2 separate regions of the Homo sapiens genome follow, and region 2 is linked to region 1. The links are chromatin loops, found by intact Hi-C in ENCODE. Cell type or tissue: Calu3. All regions are shown on one strand.

Evidence for each region. Peaks named below come from ENCODE experiments on the same cell type or tissue, not always from the same donor. Only the 100,000 strongest peaks of a DNase experiment are listed, where the experiment ranks them.
Region 2: a loop joins it to region 1, with 2.4 times the contacts of the local background. A loop is called at or near these places in 1 of 110 quality-filtered maps.

Annotation. Positions count from the first base shown.
Region 1 is chr1:81,667,612-81,672,611 of GRCh38, reverse strand. It overlaps a transcript of ADGRL2 not described here. Among named protein-coding and RNA genes, the nearest start is that of ADGRL2, 130 kb to the left of the region's middle. In Calu3, no CTCF peak of the experiment used is centred here; a DNase peak (open chromatin) is centred at 2,111.
Region 2 is chr1:81,411,924-81,416,923 of GRCh38, reverse strand. It overlaps a transcript of ADGRL2 not described here. Among named protein-coding and RNA genes, the nearest start is that of ADGRL2, 390 kb to the left of the region's middle. RefSeq lists an enhancer at 2,146-2,440. In Calu3, a CTCF peak has its summit at 2,304; a DNase peak (open chromatin) is centred at 2,323.

The DNA of each region.
Region 1 (5,000 bases):
TTAAATGAAAAGTGATAACCTTTATGACAGCTTTCAAAACTGCTTTTAGCAGTTCAACCTGTGGCATCATTGTCCTTCCTCATGTAGCTGAATTTCTCTCAATACAAGAAAAAATAGTTATTATGGCAGAGCAGATACCAGAGTAACATTTCTCTATGCCAAGTGCTTTTTTAGCTTGTAAAGATGTTCCTAAATATGTATCAGTTCCATACCACAGGACACTGTTAACTTGAATAGTTAGAAAGTTACCAGGAAGCAGCATCCATCCAAGAAAGCAACATGAAAGAGCTTGTTGAAAGCTGAAAATGATTTAGGGAGGGAAATTTCAGAAATGACAGCTTTTTAAATCTAATCAAAAACTCTTTCTACACCGGGAGACATTTAGTCTTCCATTGGCTCTAATAGGTATCTTAGAAATCTGCAGAGTTTTAGAAGGCTACAGAAGGCTGCTAAAGCAACACTTGAAAGCCCAATTCTAAGATAAGACATTGTGACACCACTGATAATGGATTAATATGAAGGAGGAATCAGTATGAAAGGCTGTTGTCTGGGACATCATCTGAGACAAAAATCTTAAATAATGATAGCTCTAAAAGCTATGTCTTTTTAACTAATGCTGACATGATTTTTCTTTTTACACACACTATTAAAATTCCCTTTCCAAAGTAACAGTGTGTACACACACAAACATATCCATATACACAACTGACACCAGTAATATTCACATAGGCTTTGCTATTCAAAGTGTGGTCTACAGACCAGCATCACCTGAGAGCTCATTAGAATTTCAGAATCTCAGGGCTGGGCGTGGTGGCTCACACCTGTAATCCCAGCACTTTGGGAGGCCAAGGTGGGTGGATCACCTGAGGTCAGGAGTTTGAGATCAGCCTGGCCAACACAGTGAAACCCAGTCTCTACTAAAAATACAAAAATTAGCCGGGTGTGGTAGCGGGCGCCTGTAATCCCAGCTACTCAGGAGGCTGAGGCAGGAGAATCACTTGAACCCAGGAGGTGGAGGTTGCTGTGAGCTGAGATTGCACCACTGCACTCCAGTCTGGGCGACGGGGCAAAACTCTGTTTAAAAAAAAAAAAAGGAATTTCAGAATCTCAAGGCCCATCCCAGACCTGCAGACTGAGTCTGCATTTTAACAAGATCCCTGGATGATTTCTGTGCACATTAAGTTTGAGAAACACTGATTTAAAAACAAGCTTTAGAAGATGCATAGCTCTCTCATCCTTAAAACCGATGGATCTTAATTTAAAATCTTTATGAATCTCCTCATTATCTAAGGCAGTACAGTTTAGTGAGTGGTTAAGAACAAGCACTTCCAAAAATTTCCTGTCCAAATGGCCTGGAGCCCACTTCTAGGGCCAGCGTGGGCCTCTTCTCTGGCTCAGTTCTCCTGACCAGTGTGACTGTCTGGGGTGAGGAACAGGGGAGAGATGAAGGTTAGGCACATACTTGGGAGGCCCCTTCTCCTACAGAATTTTGCAGAGAGTGGAAAGAGATTAGGGCTGGTCCTGAACTGGGGCCTCCGTTTGCACTCTTGCCCAGGCCTTGCAAATGTTGACAGATATGGCTTATTAAAAATCAATCTGTGAGGCCAGGTGTGACGGCTCAAGCCTGTAGTCCCAGCACTTTGGAAAGCTGAGGTGGCTGGATCACTTTAGCTCAGGAGTTTGAGACCAGCCTGGGCAACGTGGCAAAACCTGGTCTCCACAAAAAATACAAAAATTAGCTGGACATGGTGGCGTGTACCTGTAGTCCTAACTACAGGCTGAGGTGAGAGGATCTCTTGAGCCTGGGAGGTTAAGGCTGCAGTGACCCAAGATCGTGCCATTGCACCCAGCCTGGGCAACAGAGCGAGACCCTGTCTCAAAATAAAGAAATATGTGGCTACACTGATGATTTTGTGAAACAGAGTCTTTTCGAATGTTTGGAAAAAAATTTTTTTGTAATTCCTTCTCCCTCTCCTTACTGCCTCTGATTGGTGGGTTAGAGGGTGCTGGTCCAGATGCCGTGTCCTTCCTTTTCACCTATTTTCTCTTCCTCCATTCACACTACTGCCAGCGTGGCACTGCTGGGAGCTCTGTTTCCTTAGAGACTCACATCTACACTCAGACTTCTAGGCTTCGTGCCAGAGGAGTCCGTCAATGACACAGAGGGCAGTGTACTTTCCTACATATACAAGCACAGCTCCTACTGCCATCAGTGGGAGTTCTACAATCAGATTGAGAGCAGAATACAGTCTAGAATTGGAAATTTGTCCTCAAGGTAAGTCAGCATAAGTGGCCTGGTTACAGAAGAGTCACACTCCATAACGAAATAGCAAATGCATTGAGAATTTAGAGAAGAGTCTCTCCAAGCTCTGGAAGGAGAATCACGTGAAAATAAGCTGAACTACAATCAGTCATCAAAGAATTTTGTAAATTTTTTGAAAGAAAGTATATAGTAAGTGACCCATTTATTAAAAGATTTTCAAAATTAGCCATCTCAACTACTTGAAAGATTCTGGAAATAAACAAAAAGTCTCTGAACACCACACACTTTCCTTACACACTGTGTCCTTTTTCTGACCTGCCTAATTCTATCCTTCCCCCAGGTCTCAGTTTAAATGGGAAGCCTTCCTAGATTAGTTTAGGTGTCCTCTTTTTTTTTTTTTTTTTTTGAGACGTAGTCTCACTCTGTCACCCAGGCTGGAGTGCAGTGGCTTGATCTCGACTCACTGCAAGCTCCGCCTCCCGGGTTCATGCCATTCTCCTGCCTCAGCCTCCTGAGTAGCTGGGACTACGGGCACCAGCCACCATGCCTGGCTAATTTTTTTGTATTTTTAGTAGAGACAGGGTTTCACCGTGTTAGCCAGGATGGTCTCGATCTCCTGACCTCATGATCCGCCCGCCTTGGCCTCCCAAAGTGCTGGGATTACAGGTGTGCACCACCACACCCAGCCAGGTGTCCTCTTTTAAATGCTCTTAGAGCATCCTGCATTTTTTCTTCATAGCACCCATCTAATCTCATTAAATAGTTAACATGTCTTTTATATGTTTGTCTCTTCAGGTAGATTATAAGCTTCATGAGGACAAGGACCATATCTGTCTAATTATGTGACTGAAACACAGTAAATAATAAATACTTGTTCAATGAATGCACATTTAGTAGCCTAAATATATACTCCCATAGTCTTTGTTTTTAGAGATGGAGTCTTGCTACATTGCCCAGGCTGGAGTGCAGTGTGCTGTGCAGTCATAGCACACTACAGCATTGAGCTCCTGGGCTCTAAATGATCTTCCCGCCTCAGTCTCCTCAGTATCTGGGACTATAGTTGTGTGCCTCAGTGGCGGCTAAAAGTCTTATAATAAAAGCACATCCGCCTCAATTTACAGGAACTTACTAGATACTCACCCAGATCTATTTATACTACAGATGTAATTTAGGTGTATTTGTTTACCTATTGTCCCAAATTCCAACTTGTGTCTGTTGGAATTTGGGAAAATAGATAAACAAATCCACCTGAAACTAGAAAGAGAAGGCAGGGAGGAGAATAAGGTAGAGATAAAACAGTCCAGATTGATGGACAGTCTTAGAGCAAGAAGACAGAACACCACAGATAAAAACTAAAAGAATGTAATAATGTGGTGCTAATATTAGGAGCAAGATATTGAGGAAGGTATCTTTGTAACAAACTTGGGAATCCTACAGTTAGTGTTGATCATCATTAATCTTAGTTAAAACAAGCAGGTGGGCCAGGCGCAGTGGCTCACGCCTGTAATCCCAGCACTTTGGGAGGCCGAGGTGGGCAGATCACTAGTGGTCAGGAGTTCAAGAACAGCCTGGCCAACATGGTGAAACCCAGTCTCTACCAAAAATACAAAAAAAAAAAATTAGCCGGGCCTGGTGGCACATGCCTGTAATCCCAGCTACTCAGGAGGCTGAGGTAGGAGAATCTCTTGAACTCAGAGGCAGAGGTTGCAGTGAGCCAAGATCACACCACTGCACTCCAGCCTGGGTGACAGAGTGAGACTCCGTCTCAAAAAAAGCAAAAACAAAACAAAAAAACCCCAGCAAAAACAAAATCCAAGCAAGTGAAATTATATTCCATCTAAAACACTTTTGTATACTTTATTACATTTGATTTTCATAACATACACAAGGGGGCAAGCTATAATAACCAGGAAAACTTGCTTTTTTTTTTTTTTGACAGTGTTACTCTGTCGCCAGGCTGCAATGGTGCGATCCCAGCTCACTGCAACTTCCGCCTCCCAGGTTCATGCGATTCTTCTGCCTCAGCCTCCTGAGTAGCTGGGATTACAGGTGTGCTCCACCATGTCCGACTAATTTTTGTGTTTTTAGTAGAGATGAGATTTCACCATGTTGGTCAGGCCGGTCTCGAACTCCTGACCTCGTGTGTGATCCGCCCCACTTCGCCCCCCAAAGTGCTGGGATTACAGGCATGAACCTCTGAGCCTGGTCGGAAAACTTGCTTATATGAAATACTTCATTCCATGGTGAAGCTAATAAATTAGGTGCTACTACAGTTTCTCACTAAATATTATTAGAAGCATTTAGCTTTGATTTTTAAAGATAATTTTTAGAAAAGAGATTTCATAATGATTTCAAAAAGTTTAAAAATTCAACACTCTTTTCAATAATGATTCACTGAGAGAGTTAGACATTATATTTAAATCAAGTTACCTAAATCTTACAACAGAGGTGCATAAATCACATAGATCTTATAAATACGCAGTAGATGTAAATTTTATTACTTATAATATTTTAAAAGTAGATGTCTTGGACATTAACTTATAATTTTACATTAATTATACCTCTATATTTTGACAATGCTCTTTAGAGAATGCTGAATTTAAAAAAAATACTTAGATACACCCTCAAAATCTTGCTTACTTTATTTCTTTTAATTTTTTATGCCTACTTTATACTAGAAATGCAAAAACATATTTTAATTTTTCAAATGGTGTTAGTATCCAGAATTATATCTAAT
Region 2 (5,000 bases), 260 kb after region 1:
ACTGAGCCCAATTCTAAGATAATTAATTTCAGAACCTGTTTTACTACATACATAATCAAAGATGCTTCTTAAGAATGGACAACTTTCAGTACCACTCTTCTAAAGGAACTATTTCACCTATATGACTACTTGGCACCACTGACCAAATTAAAGTAAACCCGTAGTATTAGGGAACTCTGAATTTGTGGAATGAAGAGAAGTTGAGTATTTTCTGGTGAATTTCTACATTTAGTAGGTTATCTTATACATGATAGACATTCAACCAATATATATGTTAGATGAATGAATAAATGGAATTTTATCAATTATATGAAGACAAATACCATTTGGATGCAAAATGTGAACGTTAAAATAGGAAATCACAGCTAAAGATATTCAAAGGAAACTGATTATTTAATCTACTACATGTATTCAATAATATTTGGAATATGAGAAGATAAACAGATAATTTAAAGTCAAGTTACAGAGGAGGTAGCACGCAGGGAACAAGCTGAAGTATAACCATAAAAACTCTTTAGCAAGTCTCTGTTAATGTAAGAGGTAGAGATGAATGTGCTGGCCATTAAATTTTGTGTTTTTTCTTTTCTTTTCTTTTCTTTTTTTTTTTGCAAGAAGGTTGTTCAGGGTATATACAGTACAGTTTCTATATTTAAAAAAAGAAATATGGGGGATAAATATATTGCACTTTAAAGATCAAGAATGTAACTGTTTTCACCCTTACAAATTTGCTGAAAGTAACATTACTTCTGTTTTAGCAATAAGGAAAAGGAGACCGGCCAGGCACAGTGGCTCACGCCTGTAATCCCAGCACTTTGGGAGGCCGAGGTGGGCGGATCGTGAGGTCACAAGATCGAGACCATCCTGGCTAACATGGTGAAACCCTGTTACTAAAGGTCTCTACTAAAAATACAAAAAATTAGCCTGGCATGGTGGCGGGCGCCTGTAGTCCCAGCTACTCGGGAGGCTGAGGCAGGAGAATGGCATGAACCCGGGAGGCCGAGCTTGCAGTGAGCTGAGATCGCACCACTGTACTCCAGCCTGGGCGACAGAGCAAGACTCCGTCTCAAAAAAAAAAAAAAAGGAAAAGGAGATACTGTTCTTCAAATGTTTATTCATGTATTCATCCATTCAGCAGGTGTTTATTGATTTCCTAGTATGTGCAGGAATGCTGCCTCTATTAGTATTTCAGGACTAGCCCAGAAGGAAACATTCTCCTTTTTATCGCAGATGGTCACCCACTGAAGTCAGATGCTCTGATTTGGGTCATACTCGCAGGGAGTATTTGTAAGCCAAAGACATTAGCATTTACAGCTAATTCTTACTTTGTTGAACCGAGCTGTCCAAACTTAAAAGCATGTACTCAACTCTTTACCAACCATCATTATGAACTGCAGTGGTATCTCCCTTTCCTCTTATCGTATCTTTTTTTAGGGACCCCTCTCTTCCCCACTATTATTAAACTGGGTGTGTCTACATCCTGCTTCTTTTGTAATAATCTTTTGAACTTCTTTAATAAATTAATGGACTAGTCTGTAACTACTGAGGCCACTATTGAGTAATTTTAACAAAGACACACACACACTGGTGTTTCTTAATTAAGAATGTGGTGAGTAGATAAGGGTATTTGGCAGTAGTTGACATCAGCAAGTCATTCAAAATTCTTCCGTGATACTACTAATTTGTTTATAATAGCCTTTTAATTGCAACATATAAACAAAGACAAATGTGGGTTGGATTCTATGTAAAAAGTGTCAATCTTGTCTTTTCTGCTTAAAAGAGTTATAATTTCCACTTCTGGTGCAGTTGAAATAAGGAATAAAAGCTATATCCCTTGTGTTTGGTTGACAAGCTTTTAATGTTCAGGTTCCTTTTCTGAAAGGTGGCCTTTCTTTACACAACGTCTGTTGTCAGTTGGTAGCATTGTGTAGTCTAGGAGAAATCACAGAGATGCAGGTGTCTTATGAATAACCAGATGGGAAACGGAAGATGATCAAACTTCTTCCTAGACCCTATGAGTCAAACAGGAATGACAAAAGATTTTCCTTTGCAACTGGGAGGAGAGTGAAATCGAATTATAAAAAGTCTTGTATACAAATGACAATAATGCCTAACATAAGCCTCCTCCTTAAAGACAGGAAATCTGTTTTCTAAAGCTTTTCCCATCACCAAAATACAGCCAGAGTCTGCTATGAGACTCAGCAGCTGTTAAACAGTGCCAGAAACACTGATGAACGTCCAAGACATTTCCTTCAAGCAAAGTAATATCCTCCAAAGAGCACGTTCGGAGATCGTTCACATGGACTCAGAGGGGAGAGCGCCACCTATCGTATCACGGCGGCAGTGTCCAGGGCACCTGGCCATCCTTCCAGCCTCCCTTGCACCACCCACCAGCACATCCTGTTCTGCCCCAGAGAGCTGCTGATAGTAATGTTCTGAGATGGTCTGAAGTTCACCTAAGTGTGCTCATATCACGCTCTATAATGTGAGGAAAACACACGAATTTAAATCAGTTTTTAAAACAACCAGGCCTCTCTTCTCATTTACTAGAATGGAAAAAATTCACTTTTATTACCTCGAAGATGCCAAACAGTGCCATTTTATTACTGTGGGAAGCTGGAAGTCATTTCCGAACCCTTTTGGCAAGGGTGCTATGTAGAGCATCCAGTTCAGTCCTTTAAGTGTCTTCTGAGAACCACCACACAGACTGTGATTTACTGTCTTCAGGAGTTAAAGGGACCCTTTCTACCCTGAAACTGAAGAAAGAAAGGTGAAGTGTGTTTACCAAGCATCCCAATGAGACTTGCAAGAATATGATACAGCACAGAGTGGGGAGCCAGAGGTAAAGAATGCTTTGGTAACCCACGTTTTTCAGCATCTACTTTTGCATTGCTTTAAATGATTATGTTGGCAGCCTTTAGCAGTTGTGATGATTTTTGTATTTGATCAATTGGTCTTTAGGCGACTTTCACAGATATCTACACAGAGTGGCAATAGGACTCCTTTTCCCCTTCCTCTTTGATGTTTGCATCTTAAATAGATTTTTGGTACACTTCCACAGTAAATGCAGTGTCAGAGGGTAAATATATATGTGTATGTGTATGTGTGTATATACAGAGATAGATAACATACCACTGTGAAAAACAATTACATAGTCTATCACATAAAAAATGAGAAGCTGTCTGATAGTGTAAAAGGAAATCTAATAAACTCTTTTTCTTGACAAAAATCAGTGAACTACTGACCTCAAGTAGAAAGACCAATCTTTATTTGCCTTTATATTTTTAAACCCTGATAAGTAGTCATCCAAAACAACTCTCGAACGAGGACATGACATTTTTTTCTTGTAAACAACCTCACATCTTTCATGGAGCAATGTCTCTAGCAATTACATTCTTAATAGAATATTGTATTTATAAGCTATATCATAAGGGCATCCGTAATGGTAGCCTACAGTTTCCATGTCTTTTTTTTTTAAGTGAAATTAATGTTTTCTTACGATACTTTGGTTATTAATGACAAAAACATTTTTTTTCCTGCTCTGCCTGGTGAGTAAATACAACACAATACTTGGAGTGGATGAATTTATTACAATATTGGAAATATTATTTGGTCTGTTTCTTTTTGGGGCCAGGATGATATATCTGTTCTGAAGTAGAGGATTCACACTTGACGGTAGGCTTAGGAATTTATGCTGCTTTCATTGCTAAATCTAGCAGGGGTTCTAGAAGCCAAACCTTCAAGTAGCGCCTGATAGGCAAACGGCTGAGGTGGGTGGAGGGCTACATCCAGGGAGTCAGGAATGCAGTGCATTCCTGGTAATTCGAAGGTAATTAGAGGAATAAAAGTCCCCTTTACTTAAGAGGAGTGAAATCAAGCCAAAAACTTTGATATATGCATAACAAAAAAGTAGAGAAAACATCCAAGAACAAATTTATCACCAGCTGACTGAGTCATCATTAATGGCCATTAAAATAAAACAATAGAAAAAAGAATAGTAATTAAAGATAAGGTAGAAAAATGACTGAATTTTTTTTCAAAGTTCCTCTTTTTAGAAATACACCCAGGAAGCTCTGTCTATTTAAAACTGGCACACACATTGGACTGACTCATATGTTTCCTATGTGTATGTCACTTATTCTTTTATATTTCCATCCATCCATGTATTCATCCATCAATAAATCTATACATCCTTCACCCAATTATCCATCTATTGCAACCAAGTATTTATCAATTATTTTCTTCTTTCATCCTCTTGTAAATCCAACGTGTTTTAGGTGGCTGCTACATAACAAGTAATATTACTAGTGATAGAAAGACATAGAAGATGGAGTCTCTTCCCCCAGCGAGCTTAGAGTCCAAGTGGAGAGAAAGTTAAATATATCATTACTACACTATGTGATACATGACATGATAGCACTACACTATGAAGATAGAAAGGCTTCTAAGTTAGAGAGGTGGATCTGGGGAAGCTAACATTAAAGTTGAACTGTAAGAGAAGATGGTGAAGAGGAAAGATAATTCTAGACAAAAAGCATGGTATATGCAGTGTGTCCTTAATTATTGGTATTCATTTATATTCACAAAATCATTTAACAAAACTCCACTCCTTAAAACATAACATGATATAATGATTCAATTAATAATGACTTGTGGAGGCAATAAAGCTTGGTGGTTACATGCACTGCCTTTGGAACCAGATTTCCTGGGCTTGAATCCTGGCTCTTATTCTGTCTACCTGTTAACCTAAGGGAAATTACTCAACTTTTCTCTGCATCAGTTTCCCTTTCTTCAACCGGGGATAGTAACTGTATATCTTATAGTGAGTATTATGTGAATTTATGCATGAAAAACTTATGTATATTTGGTAGAAATAATTTCTCAATACATATTAAGTAGGATAGTATTTTTCCCTTGGTTAAAATGATCTTACTGATGATCCTTTTTGAAGAGATGTCTAAGAGCTATCAGAATCTGAGACTTACTACATTCAGAAACCAAAC